2 separate regions of the Homo sapiens genome follow, and region 1 is linked to region 2. A link is a loop called in an ENCODE intact Hi-C map of the cell type or tissue named here. Cell type or tissue: B cell. All regions are shown on one strand. Links, peaks and the distances in the headings refer to the core of each region. The heading gives the core; the rest is flanking DNA. Region 1 holds the start of MPIG6B (megakaryocyte and platelet inhibitory receptor G6b). Region 2 holds the start of DXO (decapping exoribonuclease).

Region 1 (12,268 bases), core at 2,514-10,513, 240 kb after region 2:
GGTTTCTCGGGCAGCCATTCCCTCTCCCTGGGCCCAGGGAAGTCGGAGCCTGCTTGGGTCCGCCCCCTTAGGTGTGGTCCCCACCTCACTCTCACATTCGCCTCCGGGGCTATTTTTACTCGTGGGTGAGGCTGTGCCGCAGAGATTCCGGCCCTGTGTCCTGTGAGAGGATGGTTATTGCAGTCAGAGGACTTGTGCTGGGAGACCCTGGCAGCAGGTTAGGGGTAGCCTTAGCTGCCCAGGCCTCATCCTCACTGTCCCTTCCCCCACATCCTTGACAGGAAGGAAGCCGGAGACAGAGAGATGAATCACCCTCAGCTTAGGGGGAGGTGTCCCTTGGGCCAATGAGGTCACCACTTGCTAATTAGAGGGCAGCCCCTCTCTGTAGGGCCCTCCACATCTCTAGCGCGAGGCCCAGGGCCCCTTGACTAGACTCCCCACCCAAAGACACCTTGGATTGGAGGTGTAGAGAACCAAAACTCTGGCTCCCAAACCCCACCCACCTCTCCTGTCTTCAGACTCTACTCCCTTCAGGAACCCAGAAATCCAGGCTTCTAGCCTACAACTCTGGCCTCACTGAAGTTCCACACCCTTCCCTCTCTAGGATTCAGATCCTCCCAAGTTCTCCAGGACCTCCTCCCTCTACCTACCTCCCACCTGTCCTCAGTGTCTGGGGAACCAGAAGCCTGCCTTTGCAAAACAGTTTCCCATTGATCTGCCTTAGGTTTGACCCAGGCCCAAGGGCAAAGAGCCCATAGTGAGGGGACAGTGTATGTGTCATGACTAGGCAGAAAACAGCTGGTCTGGGAGTGGGAATGCAGGGACTGGCCTAGGGATGGGTGGGGTGCATCAGGCATAACCTTGGGTTGGGGTTACTTTTCAGGCTGGCAGTGATGGGGCCAAGATTGGGAACTGCCCATTCTCCCAGAGACTGTTCATGGTACTGTGGCTCAAGGGAGTCACCTTCAATGTTACCACCGTTGACACCAAAAGGTAGGCCTGCTTATGTTCCTTGAAACACCCCTGGTGTACACATGTGTGCAAACACACACCCACCCGAGTCCTTCTGTCATGAACATTTTTGCCCTCCCCCTGGAGTCCCTTTCTTATCCCACGTCCTCCATTCCCCCTTTCTGGTTCTTCCTGACCCCCATTTCCAGTCCTGATTCCTGATCCTTTCTCCAGGCGGACCGAGACAGTGCAGAAGCTGTGCCCAGGGGGGCAGCTCCCATTCCTGCTGTATGGCACTGAAGTGCACACAGACACCAACAAGATTGAGGAATTTCTGGAGGCAGTGCTGTGCCCTCCCAGGTATAGGGGCACTCAGAAAGTGGAGAGGTGGAGCAGGGAGATTCTGGGAAACAGACAGTTTGCAGAAATGGAAAACAGAGATGGTGGTGGGGCTGGGGCAGGAGAGCTAGCTGAGGTTCCTCCCAGGAAGACATCTTACCTCATTTTTCCCATTGGCTTTCAGGTACCCCAAGCTGGCAGCTCTGAACCCTGAGTCCAACACAGCTGGGCTGGACATATTTGCCAAATTTTCTGCCTACATCAAGAATTCAAACCCAGCACTCAATGACAGTGAGTCTTGTGGGTCAGAGGCCTGGGTCCTGGGAGGAATAGAGAGGACCCAGCGGGTAGGAGACATTAGGGGCACCTGGACGTTCAGATATCAGGGAGATGAAGCAGATGTTCGTAAATTTCCCCCAGCTTCCCATTTTTGCTTTACCTCTATATTTCCCTGCATTTTCATTGGCCAAGACTTTTAAGCTTTTCTCATTTGTTCCCTAGCCTCTTCTGCCCCACTGAGGACGTTAGTTGGCTGCTGGCCTGTTTTCTGGCAGAATAGGGTCATGCTTAAGAACAGTCATCACTCTAGATCCAGACTACCTGAGTACAAATCCAACTAGCCGTATAATTTTGAGCAATCATTTCACCTCTCTGTAAGTCCATTTCCAGATCCACAAAATTAGGATGACAATACCTATTTCATGGGTTGATATAAATTTTTTTTTTTCTTTTTTTTTGAGATGGAGTCTCGTTCTGTCGCCCAGGCTGGAGTGCAGTGGTGCAATCAGCTCACTGCAACCTCTGCCTGCCGGGTTCAAGCAATTCTCCTGCCTCAGCCTCCTGAGTAGCTGGGATTACAGACGTGCATCACCACGCCCAGCTAATTTTTGTATTTTTAGTAGAGACAGGGTTTCACCATGTTGGCCAGGCTGGTCTTGAACTCCCGACCTCAGGTGATCCACCTGCCTCGGCCTCCCAAAGTGCTGGGATTACAGGAGTGAGCCACTGCACCCGGCGATATAAATGAGTTTGTAAAATGTAAAGTGTTCACTTTGGGAGGCCGAGGCTAGCGCACCACCTGAGGTTAGGAGTTGGAGACCAGCCTGGCCAACATGACTGGTCTCTACTGAAAAAAATACAAAAATTAGCCAGTTGTGGTGGCAGGCACCTGTAATCCCAGCTACTCAGGAGGCTGAGGCAGGAGAATCATTTGAATCTAGGAGGCAGAGGTTGCAGTGAGCCGGGATCATGCCACTGCACTCCAGCCTGGGCAACGGAGCAAGACTCCGTCTAACATAAAATAAAATGTAAAGTGCTTAGAATAACACATAGAAAAGTAACTACATGAGTGTTAGCTATTATTATTTTGGACTCACCATTAGTATCCACCCCCAACGGGCCTTTTCGGACTATGTCAATCTTTTCCTGAAGTTCTAATCAGTTCCCTCTCTTGCACAGATCTGGAGAAGGGACTCCTGAAAGCCCTGAAGGTTTTAGACAATTACTTAACATCCCCCCTCCCAGAAGAAGTGGATGAAACCAGTGCTGAAGATGAAGGTGTCTCTCAGAGGAAGTTTTTGGATGGCAACGAGCTCACCCTGGCTGACTGCAACCTGTTGCCAAAGTTACACATAGTACAGGTGTGTGGTTATTGCGGGAGGAGAGGATGACCACTGGAGTGGCCCTTTAAGGAGCTCCCACATGGGCTTCCCCTGACAACCACTCTAAAGACGATTTCTTTCTTAGGGTGGTTTTCATAAATTGCTACCAATGGCAGACCCCACCCCAGTCCTTTGCAGCAGTCATTGCTAACAAGACCACTGCTTGAGATAATTATATTCCATGATGTAAGTCATGGGTGCAAACAGACTAGCAAAGAGGAATACATCCCAGTATTACTTTTGAAGAATGCTCTTCCTGTCTCGGTATCACTGCCAAATTCCCAGATTAGACAGAGCAGGCTTTTCCTAAAGTCAAAGCTTTAACTTTCTTTATAACTTCAGTCTTCACTTCCTCTTGTGGAAGATCAAAACTGCTGGTTCCCATGTTTTTGTCATAGTCTCAAAGCTATGGTTTAGTTTGTGCAACATGGGCCTGACATCAGTCTGCCACACAACTATGTAGTGAACATCTGTGTACTAAGCATTGAAAGATACACAAGTGTATGGTGACTGGGCCTTGCTCTCAAAGGGTTGAAATCTGAGACAATAAAATATTCACATGAAAGTTAAGAATATATGATGAAAAGTCAGATGGGCCGGGCGTGGTGGCTCACGCCTATAATCCCAACACTTTGGGCGGCCAAGGCTGGTGGACCACCTGAGGTTAGGAGTTCGAGACCAGCCTGGCCAACATGGTGAAACCCCATCTCTACTAAAATTACAAAAATTAGCCGCACATGGTGGTGGGCACCTGTAATCACAGCTATTTGGGAGGCTGAGGCAGGAGAATCACTTGAACCCGGGAGGCGGAGGTTGCAGTGAGCCAAGATCGCGCCATTGCACTCCAGCCTGGGTGACAGCAAGACTCCATCTCAAAAAAAAAAAAGTCTGATGAAAAATATAGAGACAAAAGTCACCTGTGTCAGTGCCTGAAGTGGTATAGGGGGAAAAAGTCACTGTGGAAATTCAAGAGGAGAATTTTATAAGTAAATTATATCTCAAGTTTTAAAAACTCAGGAAAAATGGCTGGTTATTAAAAGCCAGGATTTCAGTAAGTGAGAAGGAAGGCTAACGACAGTACAAGACAGTGAGGAGTTGAGCTGGTTTTATCATGTCGGCCTGGGGAGAAGGGAAAGCCAAGGTGGCTTCCCTGGGTCTAACATGTTGGTCCCTCTCCTCTCCCCATCCTCAGGTGGTGTGTAAGAAGTACCGGGGATTCACCATCCCCGAGGCCTTCCGGGGAGTGCATCGGTACTTGAGCAATGCCTACGCCCGGGAAGAATTCGCTTCCACCTGTCCAGATGATGAGGAGATCGAGCTCGCCTATGAGCAAGTGGCAAAGGCCCTCAAATAAGCCCCTCCTGGGACTCCCTCAACCCCCTCCATTTTCTCCACAAAGGCCCTGGTGGTTTCCACATTGCTACCCAATGGACACACTCCAAAATGGCCAGTGGGCAGGGAATCCTGGAGCACTTGTTCCGGGATGGTGTGGTGGAAGAGGGGATGAGGGAAAGAAATGGGGGGCCTGGGTCAGATTTTTATTGTGGGGTGGGATGAGTAGGACAACATATTTCAGTAATAAAATACAGAATAAAAATCAAGTGTTTTTACGCAATGGGGATTTAAAGTGTGGGCGACATGGAATGAGGGGTGGGTCAGTGATCTTGAGCTCAGGGCAGAAGCCAGGAATTAAGAAGGGAAATGTTTGTGGTGGGGCTGCTATGTTTCGTGCCGGTCCGCCGGTCCGCCGTTGCGCTGTTCTGAGGTCTACGAAGCGTTTGCAGCCCCGTCGCCAGGGCCGGCCAGATCTGGGTGGGCCTGGGCAGCGCTCGCTGGGCGGTGCCGATTTCTGGCAAGGGGGGCGCAGTCTGGATGTAATGGGCGAGGCTTAGCAGGGCGGAATGGGCGTGGCCCGAAGAAGCCCCGCCCCGTCCCGCTTAGACAATGCCCCGGAGCCGCCAGACCGTCGCGCCCCTGCCCCATCGTAGTATATGAGCTCGCCTACACAAGGACCCGCGCTAAAAGCCAGAGCTCCCAGTCCCCGAGGCTTGAAGACGGGGACTCCCTTCTCCACCAACTCTGTCCTCGGGGGGTGGGGCCCCAGCCGAGATCACAGCGCGACAGGAGTGGGGGTGGCCGCTGGAGGTGAGTCTTGCGTGGGGGGCCCTGAACCGTGTGGGGGCCGGAGTTTGGGGGTGCCGGGCCCATGCCTGCACCAGACAGAGAGTATGGGGAGCCGGTATTTGGGCGCGGAGCTAGGCGGGGTGGACTTTGGGACATAGACGGGGAACCGGGTCCTGGAGCCGGGAGTAGTGCCAGCGCCCCGGAACCACGCCCCCTGTTACCCCGCCCCTCGCATTTCGTTTTAGACCTCTCCCAGTCCTTCGGGACTCGGTCTGGTTTATACTAGGTCGCGCTAGGGGCAGCGTGACCAGCCAGGGCGGAGAGAGGATGCTTAACTCCTTAGGCTCGAACTCCTCCCTTCCTACCCACCTCTCTCCCTTCTCGTTCGGGTATTCAGGACTTCCATTCCCCAGCCCCTGCCTCTCCAGCTTTCTCCTTCTGTCCCATAACCCCTGCGGGTCGCGGGCTGGACTTCCAGTCCCTGCGGTAGCGAGCAGCTGAGGGTTAAGGGGGCGGGGCTGCTGCATTTTTGGGGAGTGAGCGCATCCTAGTGGCTGCCAAGAGGGGCGCCCGACAGGGACCTCACAAGCCCCCAAGCAGGGGCAACAGGTGTTTTGGAGATTAGAGACCCTAGCCTTGTTCCTCAGGCTCCTCTTAAAGAATCTGACCCCTGAGGGTGCTGGGTAGAGTGAGGTCGACAGGAGCGGAAGGTCTGGAGTGGGTGGGGCGGAGTGGGAGGGACGCCTAGAGATGGCAGGAGGAAGACCTGGGCGCTCTTAACCACCCCCAACGCCCTTGTCTGCATGTCTTTTTCTCTGTCTCCTCCTTTTCTGTTTCTTCTCCCAGACAGGTGAAGAAACAAGAAAACTAAGAAATCCGAGCGGTTGGAGGGGGAGTCTGTGTGGATGGGATGGGGACGCCGGGGGAGGGGCTGGGCCGCTGCTCCCATGCCCTGATCCGGGGAGTCCCAGAGAGCCTGGCGTCGGGGGAAGGTGCGGGGGCTGGCCTTCCCGCTCTGGATCTGGCCAAAGCTCAAAGGGAGCACGGGGTGCTGGGAGGTAAACTGAGGCAACGACTGGGGCTACAGCTGCTAGAACTGCCACCTGAGGAGTCATTGCCGCTGGGACCGCTGCTTGGCGACACGGCCGTGATCCAAGGGGACACGGCCCTAATCACGCGGCCCTGGAGCCCCGCTCGTAGGCCAGAGGTGAGCGCCGTGGCGCGGGTGTGGTATGGGGAAAGGCAGAAGGAACTGGATGTCGGGGCTTTGGGGAAGAATTGAGGATGGGGGTGTCACAGCTCCGTGCCCTCTTCTCCTATCCTAAGGTCGATGGAGTCCGCAAAGCCCTGCAAGACCTGGGGCTCCGAATTGTGGAAATAGGAGACGAGAACGCGACGCTGGATGGCACTGACGTTCTCTTCACCGGTGAGGCTGGGGGGAGGCATAGGTCTTGGCACAGGGAAGTAGAGTTTGGGAGACTCGGCCGTCTGGAGCCTTGTTTCTAACTCACTCCCGCCCTCAAACCTCCGCGGCCTCCCGGACTCAGGCCGGGAGTTTTTCGTAGGCCTCTCCAAATGGACCAATCACCGAGGAGCTGAGATCGTGGCGGACACGTTCCGGGTGCGGAGCGGGACCAGCCTAGGGAGGGAGGGGGTGCAGGTGGGGGTCGGAAGGGCCTGGGCGCCCGCTGAGGAAATGAGAGGCAGAGAGCAGCCTATGTTTGAAGATACCCCATCACCCCTCCCGCGCCCCTGAATACCTCCCTTCGCTCTCCCTAGGACTTCGCCGTCTCCACTGTGCCAGTCTCGGGTCCCTCCCACCTGCGCGGTCTCTGCGGCATGGGGGGACCTCGCACTGTTGTGGCAGGCAGCAGCGACGCTGCCCAAAAGGCTGTCCGGGTGAGGAGGGGGCGGGGCCAACGAAAGTGGGCGCAGTTCTGGGCCCGGGAGGCCGGGAGCTGGGAGGCTTAGGAAATTAGCCCTAACCCCTGCCCTCAATGGGCTGTCCATCTTACATGAAAGAACACAGGAGAAAATAAGAAGTTACAACAGCAGGACTGGGAACAGGGGTGATTAATTTGCTCTTCCGGAGTTTCAGGAAACCCCAAAGGTGGCACCTAAACTGTGACTCTAAGGATGGGTAGGACAGATAGGAGGGGCTGGGGAAGGTAGGGGGTTGAAAATAACTGCATGTGATTCCAAGGTGGAAATTAGCAAAGGTAACTAAAGTACTTAGTGTCTGACATATCGTAAGCTCTATGTGCTTGCTGTCATTATTTTCCACAAATGTCAGTCCGTCCCCAGCCCTTAGTGGTGGTTGAGCAGGCAGACACAGCTGTGGAGAGGTTCTGAGACTCGAACACTTCCTCTTTCCTCTAGGCAATGGCAGTGCTGACAGATCACCCATATGCCTCCCTGACCCTCCCAGATGACGCAGCTGCTGACTGTCTCTTTCTTCGTCCTGGGTTGCCTGGTGTGCCCCCTTTCCTCCTGCACCGTGGAGGTGGGGATCTGCCCAACAGCCAGGAGGTGAGAGAGGGCAGGAACTCCAACACCAAGCACCATCAGAGAAAAGAGTTTCAGGCTTTCCTAGTGGGAGGAAGGAAGGGTACCTTCTCTAGAAGCCTGGGTGGGGCCACTCTGAGCTGGCTGGAAGAGTGGCCTGGCTCAGCCTGAGGTCTCACTCCCCTCTCCCCACTCCATGTCTTCCCTGTGCAGGCACTGCAGAAGCTCTCTGATGTCACCCTGGTACCTGTGTCCTGCTCAGAACTGGAGAAGGCTGGCGCCGGGCTCAGCTCCCTCTGCTTGGTGCTCAGCACACGCCCCCACAGCTGAGGGCCTGGCCTTGGGGTACTGCTGGCCAGGGGTAGGATAGTATAGGAAGTAGAAGGGGAAGGAGGGTTAGATAGAGAATGCTGAATAGGCAGTAGTTGGGAGAGAGCCTCAATATTGGGGGAGGGGAGAGTGTAGGGAAAAGGATCCACTGGGTGAATCCTCCCTCTCAGAACCAATAAAATAGAATTGACCTTTTAGACTGGGCTGTGACTGGTGTCTTACTGGGGCAAAGGGATAGGGCAGGGCTGAAACCTGAGTTTGGGGTCAGTGCAGGGAAGAAGGCCTCTTATTCAAAAATCTTGTTAGGTACTTATCAACTCATTGCCCAACCATGTCATAGGTACTTGAGCACAAGATGAACAAGACAGAATTTCTATCATGGGAAGTGTGTCCAGGGCAGAGAAAAGAGTGTATGGGTGGATTGCTCACTGAATTTATCTAAATGTTAGATGATTCAGAGACTGGTAGATTACCAGTCCACCCCTATTTGATAAAGAAAAAGAAATGACACTTCCAGGGACATTCATTTTCATTCATTCATTTAATGAGGCTTAGCAATGATATCAAAAGGGTCAGTCTCCTGACGTTGGGGAGCTCACAGTACATGCAAATTTCTTACAAATTGAAATACAGGTTGTCATGGAACAATTTACAGAAGGCTGTTTCTATGAGGGAAATAAAGGGGGTGCGCCCTAGGGCATCAAAGTATATGCAAGGGGTGGCCAAGGAGGGTCACCTTCCCAGAAAAGGCCATACTTGAACTAAGGATAAATAAGAATTAGCCAGGCAGATAGTGTGAAGGAGGGAAAGGGGTAATACAGGAAGAAGGAATTGCACTGGGCAAAGACATTTTGGGGCTAGGGAGAATTCTCTAAGGCTGGCATTTTCTAAGATGTGCATGTGGAATGACACAGGTAAGCCTGGAGAGTGGACAAAGTGCTGTAGTACCTTGTATCCAAAGCCAAGGCACGTGGGCACAGAGCTGAAGCTAAGGAGAGTACTTCAGTTCTGTAATAAGGGCTGTCAGGAGCAGTTATCTCTTGAGTAGGATCTCTCTGACTTCAGGGAGGAAAGCAAGGGTAGGAGGATGAGGTGGGGCTATGGGTAATCCAGGAAGGAAGTGAGCAGAGTACATTCACGTGGCAGCGCTGGGCATGGAATACAGTGTGGGTTTGACAGTGATGTTAAGATAGAAAGACTGGACTTCATGGCTCATTGTGTGGGAGTAAGAGAGAAAGGAGGTCTGCGTGACTCCCAGTTTCTGGGTTGGGCAACTGGGTTGTTAAAGAGAATACAGAGGAGAATTAAGTGAGCAGCTTCAGAGATGACAATGAGTTGGGTTTGACATTCAGAGTGCGAAATGCCTGAGGTCAGTCAGGCAGAATGTCTAAGTGGAAGTTTGTTAATCCCAAATCTGAGATCTGAGCCAGAGAGAGTTCTGAGTGTCATTTGCAGAGGAGGGGGCTGAGGACTGACTGTTGATGAGAGTGTCCCAGAAGAAGAGAAAGGGACAAACCTAGAATGGTGGGAAATACTGTAGGGATATGGAGCAAGGAAGAGGAGTCCAAAAAGAAAACACCAGCAACAAAGAAAAACAGCTTAAAGAATCAGGCCGGGCGCGGTGGCTCACACCTGTAATCCTAGCACTTTGGGAGGCCGGGGCGGGTGGATCACGAGGTTAGCAGATCAAGACCATCCTGGCTAACACAGTGAAACCCCGTCTCTACTAAAAATACAAAAAATTAGCTGGGCGTGGTGGCGGGCGCCTGTAGTCCCAGCTACTCAGGAGCCTGAGGCAGGAGAATGGTGTGAACCCGGCAGGCGGAGCTTGCAGTGAGGGAGATGGTGTCACTGCACTCCAGCCTGGGCAACAGAGCGAGACTCCGTCTCAAAAAAAAAAAAAAAAGGAGCTAGGGCTTGATTGGGTATAGAGAGGACACTGGTGGTGAGGGAGACATGGAGGTTATAGGAGAGATGGGAGTAAGTTTAGAAGTAAGACCAGTGGCAGAGACAGCCTGGAACCCAGGTCTCCCAACTCCCAGTCTAGCACTTATTTCTATACCATGGTGCCTTCCTCTTCCAGGTGAGGAACCAAGGAGGGGAGAGGGATTATGGGGAGCTGGGATCCCCTAGCTTGGGAGGTTTGGAGTAAGGGCTTCCCTTCAAACTACAACTGCATAGATGGTGGAGGCATCAGCAGGGTCCGCTGTGGACAGCCGGCGGGGCCTGCTGAGGGCTAGATGGTCCAGATCCGCATAGAGCAGGCTCTGGAGGAGGAAGGGGAGGAAGACAAGATGGTCTCCACAGTCTTCCTTGGGGTTCAGGCCTTTTTTTTTTTGGTCCATTTTCCTCAGAGATTCTGGCTATCCCCTTCCCATCCCCATGCCCTTACCGGTTCCTGGTCCAGGTCCCCTGGAATCTTGGGCTCTTCCTCCTTTACTGGCCTCTGGGGCTCGGTTTTCACAAGTGGAGCTATGTGGGGGGGACAGAGCTGAAGGATGGAGAGAAGGTGACCAACGTGTCTGCTCCCAGCAAGGGCTCAGACTCAGGAATTGAGGGGTGGGGAGTGGGCATGTAGGAGAAAGAAAATGGGGTGGAATTAGTCTCACCAAATCTAGGGAGTGGTCGAATCGGTTGCGGGGGCAGGCGCCTGTAAGGGACATATGAGTCTTTGAGAACCACCAGTCTTGTCTCACTGGTTCTCCTGGGACTCGCCACGCCAAGGACAGCCCAGCAACTTGAAGGCTCAGACCGGAAACAACTTAGACTCTACCCCACCGACAGTCCAGCCCAGGCTCTAACTCTGCTGCACTTCCAGCTCATCTGCTCTGGTGGGGCTCTACTCACCAGTCAGCGGCCTCGCTCCCACCTTTGACCTCTCCCATTCTTCGCCAAGCCAGGACCAGAGCTCTAGGTCTAGCTCTTTCTTTTGCGAAGGTTCTGGTCCTGCCCCTTCCACCTCTGGTCACTCCCCATTTAACGAGGCCGGGTCCCTCCTGCTCACCTGTGCAGCCACCAGACCAGGCCCAAAGCTCCCAGTCCGAGCACCAACCCAGCGCCCAGCAGCGGGATCAGGAGCTGGGGATACACGGACCCTGGGGGAAAGGCGTGGCGGGGAGGGATGCTGAGGTCAGGGGTTTGACGAGGGACAGCCAGCAGTCCCGCTCAAGAACCCCCAGCCAAGGCCCTCTTCCCTCCTCCGGGTATGTGTCGGAGTTAAGTACCCTTGTGCGCACAGGCCTGCACCTACCATGGGTAGGCCCGGGGGCCTTGCAATAGGTCCTGTCCCCCAGCACGTGAAGCACTGTACGGCTCTCGTCCTCGTGGCGGCCCTTGCAGAAAAAAGTGCCCGAGTCCCCCGCGCTCAAGAGGAGCTCCAGCCGCCGGATACCAGAGTCCAGGGAGCGTAGGCGGCCGACGAAAGGCTGGAGGGGAGGCACGGTGGGGGTCCCGCTCGAAGAGGCCCACAGGATCGGTCGGCGTCCTTTGGACAGGCCCTTGCAGGCCGGGAAGCTGGGTGCCCAGACCCAGCGGATGGGATGAGAGACTCCTCCGCAGGAGAGATTCACCCGGTCCCCAGGGCGGCCGTCCAGAGAAGCTAGGAGAGGCCGGAGGCTGTGGTTAGGGCACGTCCACAGGGCAAGACGACCCTCCATCCCGTCTCCTCTTTCTCTTCTCTGTTCTGCACTCCAGCCATCCTGGATCTTCCCACACACAACCCACCCTACTAGGCGGCCCTTATCTTGCTTCAGCCCCTCTGCGTCTATCACAACTCTCCCAGGGATCGCTTACCCCCAGGGTTCCCTTGGGCCCTCGAGAGCAGCAGCGGTAGCAGCTGCAGAAACACAGCCATGGTTAGGATGTGGTGAGGAGAAGCTGCGAGCGAATCAGCGGCGTGGGGCCGGTTGGGGGGGGACCGGAGGGAAGTTAGGCGTGGGGAGAACGGAGGGGCTGGGGGGCTCCGATAAGAGAGGGGGCGGGGCCACCAGCTGCCCAGATCCCTTTGGGAATCCTCGCAGGCAAACTCGGAGTCTTCAAATGGTTCTCACTTAAAATGTGTGCTCGGGCCATTTACACAAATGCTTTGGCCTGCTTAACTTTTCAGGTGCGCCTGTAATCCCAGCTACTTAGGAGGCTGAGGAGGGAGGATCGCTTGAGCTCAGGAGGTCGAGGTTGCAGTGAACTGTGATCAGGCCATTGCACTCCAGCCTGGGCGACAGAGCCAGCCAGACCCTGTCTCAAAAACAACAACAAAAAAAACTCCTGTTTTGTAGGGGATTGTGATAACGAAATAAAGTAATACATGTAAACTGCTTAGAATACATAGGATCACTATGTAAGTGCTTGCCATTATTATT
Region 2 (9,168 bases), core at 1,169-9,168:
CCCACCCGCCACATCTCTACAAAAAATGTAAAAACAGCCAGGCGTGGGGGCAGACACCTATGGTCCTAGCTACTTGGGAGACTAAGGCAAGAGGATCACTTGACCCAGGAGTTTGAGGCTGCAGTAAGATATGATTGCAACTGGGCAACACAGTGAGACCCCATCTCTTAAAAAAAATTGTTTAGACACTAAAGAGCTCACAGGATAACAGGAATTACCACTAATATAACATCTAAGTAGGCCGGGCGAGATGGCTCAAGCCTGTAATCCCGGCACTTTGGGAGGCTGACGTGGGTGGATCACCTGAGGTCAGGAGTTCAATATCAGCCTGACCAATATGGTAAAACCCCGTCTCTACTAAAACTACAAAAATTAGCCGGGCGTGGTGATGTGTGCCTGTAGTCCCAGCTACTCAGGAGGCTGACACAGGAGAACTGCTTGAACCCAGAAAGTTGCTGTGAGCCGAGATCATGCCACTGCGCTCCAGCCTGGGTGACAGAGTGAGACTCTAACTCAAAAAATAAAAATAAAAATAACTGGGGCCGGGCACGGTGGCTCATGCCTGTAATCCCAGCACTTTGGGACGCTAAGGGTGGATCACTTGAGGTCAGAAGTTCAAGTTCAAGACCAGCCTGGCCAACATGATGAAACCCGGTCTCCATTAAAAATACAAAAATAGGCCAGATGCGGTGGCTCATGCCTGTAATCCCAGCACTTTGGCAGGCTGAGACGGGTGGATCACGAGGTCCGGAGATCAAGACCATCCTGGCTAACACGGTGAAACCCCATCTCTACTAAAAATACAAAAAAAAAAACAATTAGCCAGGCATAGTGGCGGGCACCTGTAGTCCCAGCTACTCGGGAGGCTGAGGCGGGAGAATGGGTGAACCCAGGAGGCAGAGCTTGCAGTAAGCCAAGATCATGCCACTGAACTCCAGCCTGGGTGACAGAGCGAGACTCCGTCTCAAAAAAAAAAAAAAAAAAAAAATTAGCTGGGCGTGGTGTCAGGTGCCTGTAATGCCAGCTACTTGGGAGGCTGAGGCAGGAGAATCACTTGAACTCAGGAGGCAGAGGTTGCAGTGAGCCAAGATCATACCACTGCACTCCAGCTTGGTGACAGGGTAAGACACTGTCTCAAAAAAAAAAAAGTAATTGGAACATGGAGGGCATTTATTAATCTAGGCAAATCTGCCCAGAACATTTTCAAAAGTAACTGGGCGCATAAGGAAACAAAACTCAAAGAGAGAATAAAAACAAACCCCAAAAGACAAGTAATAGTGGAATTATCCTTTCCACGGTCTCCCTCTGATGCCGAGCCGAAGCTGGACTGTACTGCTGCCATCTCAGCTCACTGCAACCTCCCTGCCTGACTCTCCTGCCTCAGCCTGCCGAGTGCCTGCGATTGCAGGCGCGCGCCGCCACGCCTGACTGGTTTTCGTATTTTGTTAGTGGAGACGGGGTTTCGCTGTGTTGGCCGGGCTGGTCTCCAGCTCCTAACCGCGAGTGATCCGCCAGCCTCGGCCTCCGGAGGTGCCGCGATTGCAGACGGTGTCTGGTTCACTCAGTGCTCAATGGTGCCCAGGCTGGAGTGCAGTGGCGGGATCTCGGCTTGCTACAACCTCCACCTCCCAGCCGCCTGCCTTGGCCTCCCAAAGTGCCCAGAGTGCAGCCTCTGCCCGGCCGCCACCCCGTCTGGGAAGTGAGGGGCGTCTCTGCCTGGCCGCCCATCGTCTGGGATGTGAGGAGCCCCTCTGCCTGGCTGCCCAGTCTGGAAAGTGAGGAGTGTCTCTGCCCGGCCGCCATCCCATCTAGGAAGTGAGGAGCGTCTCTGCCCGGCCGCTCATCGTCTGAGATGTGGGGAGCGCCTTTGCCCCGCCGCCCCGTCTGGGATGTGAGGAGCGCCTCTGCCCGGCCGCGACCCCGTCTGGGAGGTGAGGAGGGTCTCTGCCCAGCCTCCCCGTCTGAGAAGGGAGGAGACCCTCCGCCCGGCAGCCGCCCCGTCTGAGAAGTGAGGAGCATCTCCGCCCGGCAGCCGCCCCCTCCAGGAGGGAGGTGGGGGGGTCAGCCCCCTGCCCGGCCAGCCACCCCGTCCGGGAGGTGAGGGGCGCCCCTGCCCAGCCACCCCTACTGGGAAGTGAGGAGCCCCTCTGCCCGGCCAGCCGCCCTGTCCGGGAGGGAGGTGGGGGGGTCAGCCCCCCACGCAGCCAGCCGCCCCGTCCGGGAGGGAGGTGGGGGGTCAGCCCCCCACCCGGCCAGCCGCCCCGTCTGGGAGGGAGGTGGTGGGGTCAGCCCCCCCCGCCCGGCCAGCCGCCTCGTCCGGGAGGTGAGGGGCGCCTCTGCCCGGCCGCCCCTACTGGGAAGTGAGGAGCCCCTCTGCCCGGCCAGCCGCCCCGTCCGGGAGGGAGGTGGGGGGGTCAGCCCCCCGCCCGGCCAGCCGCCCTGTCCGGGAGGTGAGGGGCGCCTCTGCCCGGCCGCCCCTGCTGGGAAGTGAGGAGCCCCTCTGCCCGGCCACCACCCCATCTGGGAGGTGTGCCCAACAGCTCATTGAGAACGGGCCACGATGACAATGGTGGTTTTGTGGACTAGAAAGCGGGAAAAGGTGGGGAAAAGATTGAGAAATCGGATGGTTGCCGTGTCTGTGTGGAAAGAGGTAGACATGGGAGACTTTTCAAAAAAAAAAAAAAATAGTGGAATTATCAAAAAGACAATTAAAAAAAAAAAAAACAGCACTTTGGGAGGCCGAGGCAGGCAGATCATCTGAGTCAGGAGTTTGAGACCAGCCTGGCCAACAGGGTGAAACCCCATCCCTATAAAAATACAAAATTAGGCCGGGTGCGGTGGATCATGCCTGTAATCCCAGCACTTTGGGAGGCCGAGGAGGGCAGATCACGAGGTCAGGAGATCAAGACCATTATGGCCAACATGATGAAACCCCCATCTCTACTAAAAATACCAAAATTAGCTGGGCATGGTGGCGCGTGCCTGTAGTCTCAGCTAATCAGGACAGTGAGGCAGGAGAATTGCTTGAACCCAGGAGGCAGAGGTTGCAGTGAGTTGAGATCACACCACTGCACTCCAGCCTGGGCAACAGAGCGACACTCCACCTCAAAAAAAAAAAAAAAAAAGGGAAAACTAAGGCAACAATGACCACAGCAGTCACCTCCCAGGGACATTCTGATCAGAGACATTTTGATCAGAGAGGGATATATGTGGGATACTGGTCATATTCTATAGTTTGACCTAGGGAGTGGCTAGATAGGTATCTGCTTTATAAACATCATTTAAATTATATATGTTTATATTTTCATTCTGCAACTTTTAAAGGTTTTTAAAAACAAAAGCTAACACCAATACATTAAAATCAACAAATACTCCTTAAGGAGTGGTTCCATCTGGCATGCTTCCTCACGGGAGACCTAGTCAGGGAGACTAGCTCACCTCAAGTGAGTGCTAGACTGCCTTCCTTTTCTTTCCTCTTTTCTTGAAAGATCACTATTAACCTTCTACCTGCTAAATCCAATGGACAGATTTCAGTTCTGGGTTTTTTTGTTGTTGTTTTCATTTTTTTAGAGACAGGGTCTCCCTCTGTTACCCAGCCTGGAGTGCAGTCGTGCAATCATAGCTCACTGCAGCCTCAAATTCCTGGGCTCAAGCACTCCTTCTGCCTCAACTTCCCAAACAGCTAGAACAATAGGTGCACACCACCATGCCCAGCTAAGAATTTTTGTGTTTTAATTTATTTATTTAGTAGAGATGGGATCTCAGTTATTTAGTAAAGATGGGGTCTCACTTTGTTGCCCAGGCTGGTCTCAAACTTTTGGTTTCAAGCTATACTCCTGCCTCAGTCTCCCAAAGTGGTGGGAGTACAGGCATGAGCCACCACACTCAGCCTAGATTTCAGTTTATATTTTACTTTACCTCTTCCCTCTTCTTAGACCACTGTCTTGAATCACAGGTTCTAATACTGCCAACTACTTCACTTTCTCAAAAATCTCTTTACTTTCACAGTAGGCCTCTTCCTGGGTTACTTTTTTTTTTTTTTTTTTTGAGACAAAGTCTAGCTCTATCACCCAGGGTGGGGTGCAGCGGTGCTATCTCAGCTCACTGCAACCTCCGCCTCCCCAGCTCAAGCAATCCTCCCACCTCAGCCTCCCCAGTAGCTCTATAGGCGCGTACCACCACGCCTGGCTAATTTTTGTATTTTTTGTAGAGATGGGGTTATGTCATGTTGCCCATGCTGGTATCAAACTCATGAGCTCAAGAGATCCACCCACCTCGGCCTCCCAAAGTGCTGGGATTACAGGTGTGAGCCACCGCGCCGGCCTCTGGGTTCCTCTTAACTCAGGCAAGTCCCTCTCTGCCTCTGTCACAGATTCCTCTTCTTCTGCTTTCCCTTTATGTCAGTGGATCTCAAATTTTAAGGCACACTTAAAAAGCACTTGAGGCAGTTCAAAAATGTAGAGTCCCAAATCCCGCCCCAAGAGAGCGTAATTCATTAACCTTGGATGAGTCCCAGGAACCTGTATTTTTTTTAACAAGCAGCCCACGTAATTTTGACACAGGCATAATAACTCAGCTCATATATTCAGTAACACTGCCTTAAATGATGGTGTTTCCCAGCATTGTGGATTTGACCCTATTAACTTCCACTCTAAACCTGGAGTCCTTAACCACGGACCTCGCAGGATTAGTAAAATATTTCCCCCCTAACTATACATACACCCTATGTATATGTGGCAAACGTGCATTTTTCTGGAGAGAGATAGCCATAGCTTTTATCACCTTCTAAAGATTACAAAAAGGTTAGAAATCACTCCTCTACCCACTCTTCCTACTGGATCTCACCACATCACAGAATTAACCACTTGCTATTCACACCTCCATGACTTGTAATTCTATTATCACTGGCCCAGAATTCTCTCCAACTCTCATATCCAACTGTCTAATACCTTTGTCTTTGGATGCTCCACATGCACCATCAACTCAACTTGTATAAAATTAAACACATTATCTGTAGTCCAACAACTAAATGTGCTCCTAATACCACCAGCCACGCAGTCATCTGGAAAGTCTGAGTTGTCCTGGACTCCTCCCTCTTCCTCACTCTCCTCTCCCTCCCTACTGCACTGACCTAATTTAGGCCTTCACCACTTCTCAGATGCAGTATCTTCTTAGCTGACCTCCCTGCCTCATCCACTATCTCCAATACACCATTCCCTCTCTCTATGATATTCTCTACCAGCCCATCGCCTCAGTGTAAGATGGAAACAACACTGATGTACAAGGCCTGTCATGATCTGACGTCTGACTGCACTCCCAGCGCTGTATGTTCGAACCATGCCCCATGACTCGGTTTCCCCAAAAGCCTCGTTCTTCTACCTCCATGATTTGAAATGCCCTGTACTACCTGCGGGACTTTTAACAGGGTCTCTGTGGCACCCCAGTGCCTGGCACAGTGCCCTCGCCTGAAAGGCCTAATGCTTGCTGAACGGCTGGCGGAGTGACTGAGTGACAGGGAATTCCAGGAGTTAGGAAAGGGGCTTCCGGCGGTCGCACCGACGCCCCTCACCAGCTGCCGGTCGGCCACGGTCCTGTCAGGCACAAGGCTGTACACCTGGCTCCTCAGCACGATGGGCGGCAGCGCGTCCTCAAACAGGCCTCGCGGGAACAGCTGCATGAGTTCTGAGACAGCCGCGCGCGCCGACCCTGGGCAGATAAATCGGCTCACGGACAGGGAACTGGGGCGGGGACGCGGTTCTAACAAAACTCTCGGCTACCGGAAGCGAGGCCCCACCCCCGGGGTTGCCATGGTTACCTGGCTCACCCCGAAGAGGATCCGACTCCACAGGCCCTCGCTTCCGCCGCCTCTTAACTCCAAAGGTCTCCGGGATCAGGTGATGCCTCTTCCAGCTCATATCCCGGGATTTTATGGTACCGGGGAAGGGGTAGGAATGGAGGGAAGAGAACCTGAAAATAGGGTCTTCCGGCGCAGAGCAGTGACGTACGGTCTCCCCGGGCGTCCCTCCTAGACCAGGTGATGACGAAAGGAGCGTCAACTTGTCGTCCCTCAGGCCCGTCAGTGCTGGGAGGGGCGGTGGCGACGCACATACCAGCATCACCTCCGCCAGGCCGGGCCCCACGCCGGCCGCGGATTGGCTCCCTCCAAGGGCACGCACGCCCGGGGACTCGTTGGCGGCGTGGAGGGGCGCCGGTGGCCACGTTGGTGTCAACCTCCTTCGTGAAGCTCACACCTCCCCCGCCCCGGGAGGGGTTTGCCCGCCACTGTCGCTGAATGATTGCATCATCGAAAGCAGAAAACCACTTTTGCATCCTTCGGCCTCTGGCGTGCCTGCCATGACGTCATAGCTCTGCGGAGGTGGAAGTTGGGGAGCTTTGAGGTAACTGGATTCTTGATCTGAGCGCAGACGTCCTTCCTAACCTCACTGCATTTGGAGGACCTGGAGGGAGGGTGGGTGAAGGGCAAGGAAAGAGGCAGGATGAGAGCTTGGCCGCGGTGGCGTCTGAGGGGCCTGAATGTTTCAAGGCCAGAGCCTGGCGATCAGGTGGCTCGCTTAGTCCTAAACCAGTCATCCTTCTCCAGGCCTCCTCTGTAGAATGGAAACTCTGTACCCCTGCTTGTCTTAGGACCTCATGGATCCCAGGGGGACCAAGAGAGGAGCTGAGAAGACAGAGGTAGCTGAGCCTCGGAACAAACTACCTCGTCCAGCACCTTCTCTGCCCACAGACCCTGCCCTCTACTCTGGGCCCTTTCCTTTCTACCGGCGCCCTTCGGAACTGGGCTGCTTCTCCCTGGATGCTCAACGCCAGTACCATGGAGATGCCCGAGCCCTGCGCTACTATAGCCCACCCCCCACTAACGGTCCAGGCCCCAACTTTGACCTCAGAGACGGATACCCGGATCGATACCAGCCCCGGGACGAGGAGGTCCAGGAAAGGCTGGACCACCTGCTGTGCTGGCTCCTGGAACACCGAGGCCGGTTGGAGGGGTGAGCAAAGCGTGGTAGGCAGTATATCTGGAGACCCGTACCTACCCTCTAAAATTAGGAGAGCCAAAGCCGGGGTGAGAATCAGTCCTTAGAAGAAACAAGACTATTCTTCGAGGGGAGCATCTCACTAATGCTTGTGTCAGACCTTCAGCCTGTAACTCCTGCCTCTCAGGGGTCCAGGCTGGCTGGCAGAGGCCATAGTGACGTGGCGGGGGCACCTGACAAAACTGCTGACGACACCGTATGAGCGGCAGGAGGGCTGGCAGCTGGCAGCCTCCCGGTTCCAGGGAACACTATACCTGAGTGAAGTGGAGACACCGAACGCTCGGGCCCAGAGGCTTGCTCGGCCACCGCTCCTCCGGGAGCTTATGTACATGGGATACAAATTTGAGCAGTACATGTGTGCAGGTGAGTTGCCCCTGCTTCATAGCCCCCTTCCCCTTCCCAGAGGTTGAGAGCCCCCCACGCCTGCTGCTGCTTCTCTCCTTGTGCAGACAAACCTGGAAGCTCCCCAGACCCCTCTGGGGAGGTTAACACCAACGTGGCCTTCTGCTCTGTGCTACGCAGCCGCCTGGGAAGCCACCCTCTGCTCTTCTCAGGGGAGGTAGACTGCACAGACCCCCAAGCCCCATCCACACAGCCCCCAACCTGCTATGTGGAGCTCAAGACCTCCAAGGAGATGCACAGCCCTGGCCAATGGAGGAGTTTCTACAGGTTCAGGATCGGGGTGGGCAGGGCGAGAGCTTAGGCTTGAAGGCTGGGAAAGGGACTTGGGGAGGAGGGTGAAGGCAGAATGGAGGGTGCACGAGGGGTCCCACTGATCCCTTGCTTTTCCTGTCAGACACAAGCTCCTGAAATGGTGGGCTCAGTCATTCCTCCCAGGGGTCCCGAATGTTGTTGCTGGCTTCCGTAACCCAGACGGTTTTGTCTCTTCCCTCAAGACCTTTCCTACCATGAAGATGTTTGAATATGTCAGGGTAAGGGAACGATGTTGCAGCTCCCACCCGTATCCCCAAACACCAAGACCACAGGTCTAGCATCCAGGGCAACAGCCTGCCTTCTCTCCTCCCACCACCCCCACTGCCCATCTTCTGCCTCCTCCTCTGCCTGCTCCAGAATGACCGTGACGGCTGGAATCCCTCTGTGTGCATGAACTTCTGTGCCGCCTTCCTTAGCTTTGCCCAGAGCACGGTTGTCCAGGATGACCCCAGGTGAGGCATTCAGCTCTGTCCCTCCCCTCTGGATCCCAGGATCCAGCCTCTGGCCCTCAACTGATGCCTCCATCTGCCCCCCAGGCTCGTTCATCTCTTCTCTTGGGAGCCTGGCGGCCCAGTCACCGTGTCTGTACACCAAGATGCACCTTACGCCTTCCTGCCCATATGGTATGTGGAAGCTATGACTCAGGACCTCCCATCACCCCCCAAGACTCCCTCTCCCAAATAGTAATGCTTTAGAGGGAGGCAGTCATATCTCTGTGTGCAGATAATAAAAGCATATTTCTAAGAGGTTCTCTCGCTGTCTTCTTAGCTGAGTCATCCCTGTCCAGCAACTCAAGCACACAACAGTGCTTTGCTGTTTTATCATCATGTTTTTACATGGGGCATTCACTGGGTGTAGAGGCTGGCCGCAAATACGATGTCCCGCCGTAGCAAGGTAGCCGCTGTCTCCATCTTGGCACCCAGCACAGGCTCTCCTACCAGGCGGGCTGCCCCCCGCAGTGAGCGACACATCTCAGCCAGGCGCTGAATGCAGCGGACCACCAGGCCCTCAGGGGTCCCTGAGAGCCCTGCCAACTCGGAGAAGGGCTGTGGGGAAAGTAGGGTGAGGACTGGATGCACTCAGCCTGGGCAGGTTCTCCCCAGCCAGCCGTCTGCAAAATCCCAAACCTCAGGTACTCACCATGCCCCGGGCCCACTCATATACAACCTCAACCAGCCCAAAATTCAGCTCCCCCACAAATTCCTCCACCGTCTGGTTCAGGCCACAAGCCACCTGGACCTCACCAATCCGCTTGGCCACAGCCCGGACACGTTCTATTCCCTGCAGGAAAGAAGGAGAGGTTAAGGCCTGCCTTCCTGCTCCAGGACAGGGAAGGACCAGATCAAGAAGGCAGCCATTTTCCATCCTTGGGGCACTTACAGGGCTGGAGGGGGTCACCTGG

The links. Peaks named below come from ENCODE experiments on the same cell type or tissue, not always from the same donor. Only the 100,000 strongest peaks of a DNase experiment are listed, where the experiment ranks them.
Region 1: it touches region 2 in a loop (3.0-fold over the local background); 4 of 110 quality-filtered maps call a loop at or near these places.

Annotation. Positions count from the first base shown.
Region 1 is chr6:31,722,879-31,735,146 of GRCh38, reverse strand. MPIG6B (megakaryocyte and platelet inhibitory receptor G6b) reads right to left here and starts at 11,774. Exons shown (of 6, transcript NM_138272.3): 1 at 11,703-11,774; 2 at 11,161-11,508; 3 at 10,915-11,005; 4 at 10,520-10,560; 5 at 10,303-10,382; 6 at 8,433-10,177. The coding sequence starts at 11,763. The coding sequence ends at 10,073. DDAH2 (DDAH family member 2, ADMA-independent) reads left to right here and starts at 5,848. Exons shown (of 6, transcript NM_001303007.2): 1 at 5,848-6,282; 2 at 6,402-6,501; 3 at 6,623-6,696; 4 at 6,855-6,974; 5 at 7,455-7,604; 6 at 7,794-8,107. The coding sequence starts at 5,986. The coding sequence ends at 7,910. CLIC1 (chloride intracellular channel 1) reads left to right here. Exons shown (of 6, transcript NM_001288.6): 2 at 884-993; 3 at 1,186-1,311; 4 at 1,475-1,581; 5 at 2,749-2,930; 6 at 4,144-4,548. The coding sequence ends at 4,305. RefSeq lists enhancers at 141-435, 110-1,309. In B cell, for the core only: a CTCF peak has its summit at 5,631; DNase peaks (open chromatin) are centred at 4,946, 5,316, 5,596, 7,436 and 2 weaker places; H3K4me3 peaks cover 3,263 bases; H3K27ac peaks cover 5,369 bases.
Region 2 is chr6:31,969,159-31,978,326 of GRCh38, reverse strand. It overlaps SKIC2 (SKI2 subunit of superkiller complex), which reads right to left. Exons shown (of 28, transcript NM_006929.5): 27 at 8,907-9,047; 28 at 8,576-8,812. The coding sequence ends at 8,612. It overlaps DXO (decapping exoribonuclease), which reads left to right and starts at 6,189. Exons shown (of 7, transcript NM_005510.4): 1 at 6,189-6,398; 2 at 6,646-7,007; 3 at 7,180-7,415; 4 at 7,502-7,721; 5 at 7,849-7,984; 6 at 8,124-8,218; 7 at 8,303-8,512. The coding sequence starts at 6,652. The coding sequence ends at 8,450. WHR1 (winged helix repair factor 1) reads right to left here and starts at 5,964. Exons shown (of 7, transcript NM_004197.2): 1 at 5,816-5,964; 2 at 5,570-5,706. The coding sequence starts at 5,915. RefSeq lists an enhancer at 5,692-6,402. In B cell, for the core only: no CTCF peak of the experiment used is centred there; DNase peaks (open chromatin) are centred at 6,036, 7,206, 7,516, 9,097 and 3 weaker places; H3K4me3 peaks cover 2,124 bases; H3K27ac peaks cover 3,186 bases.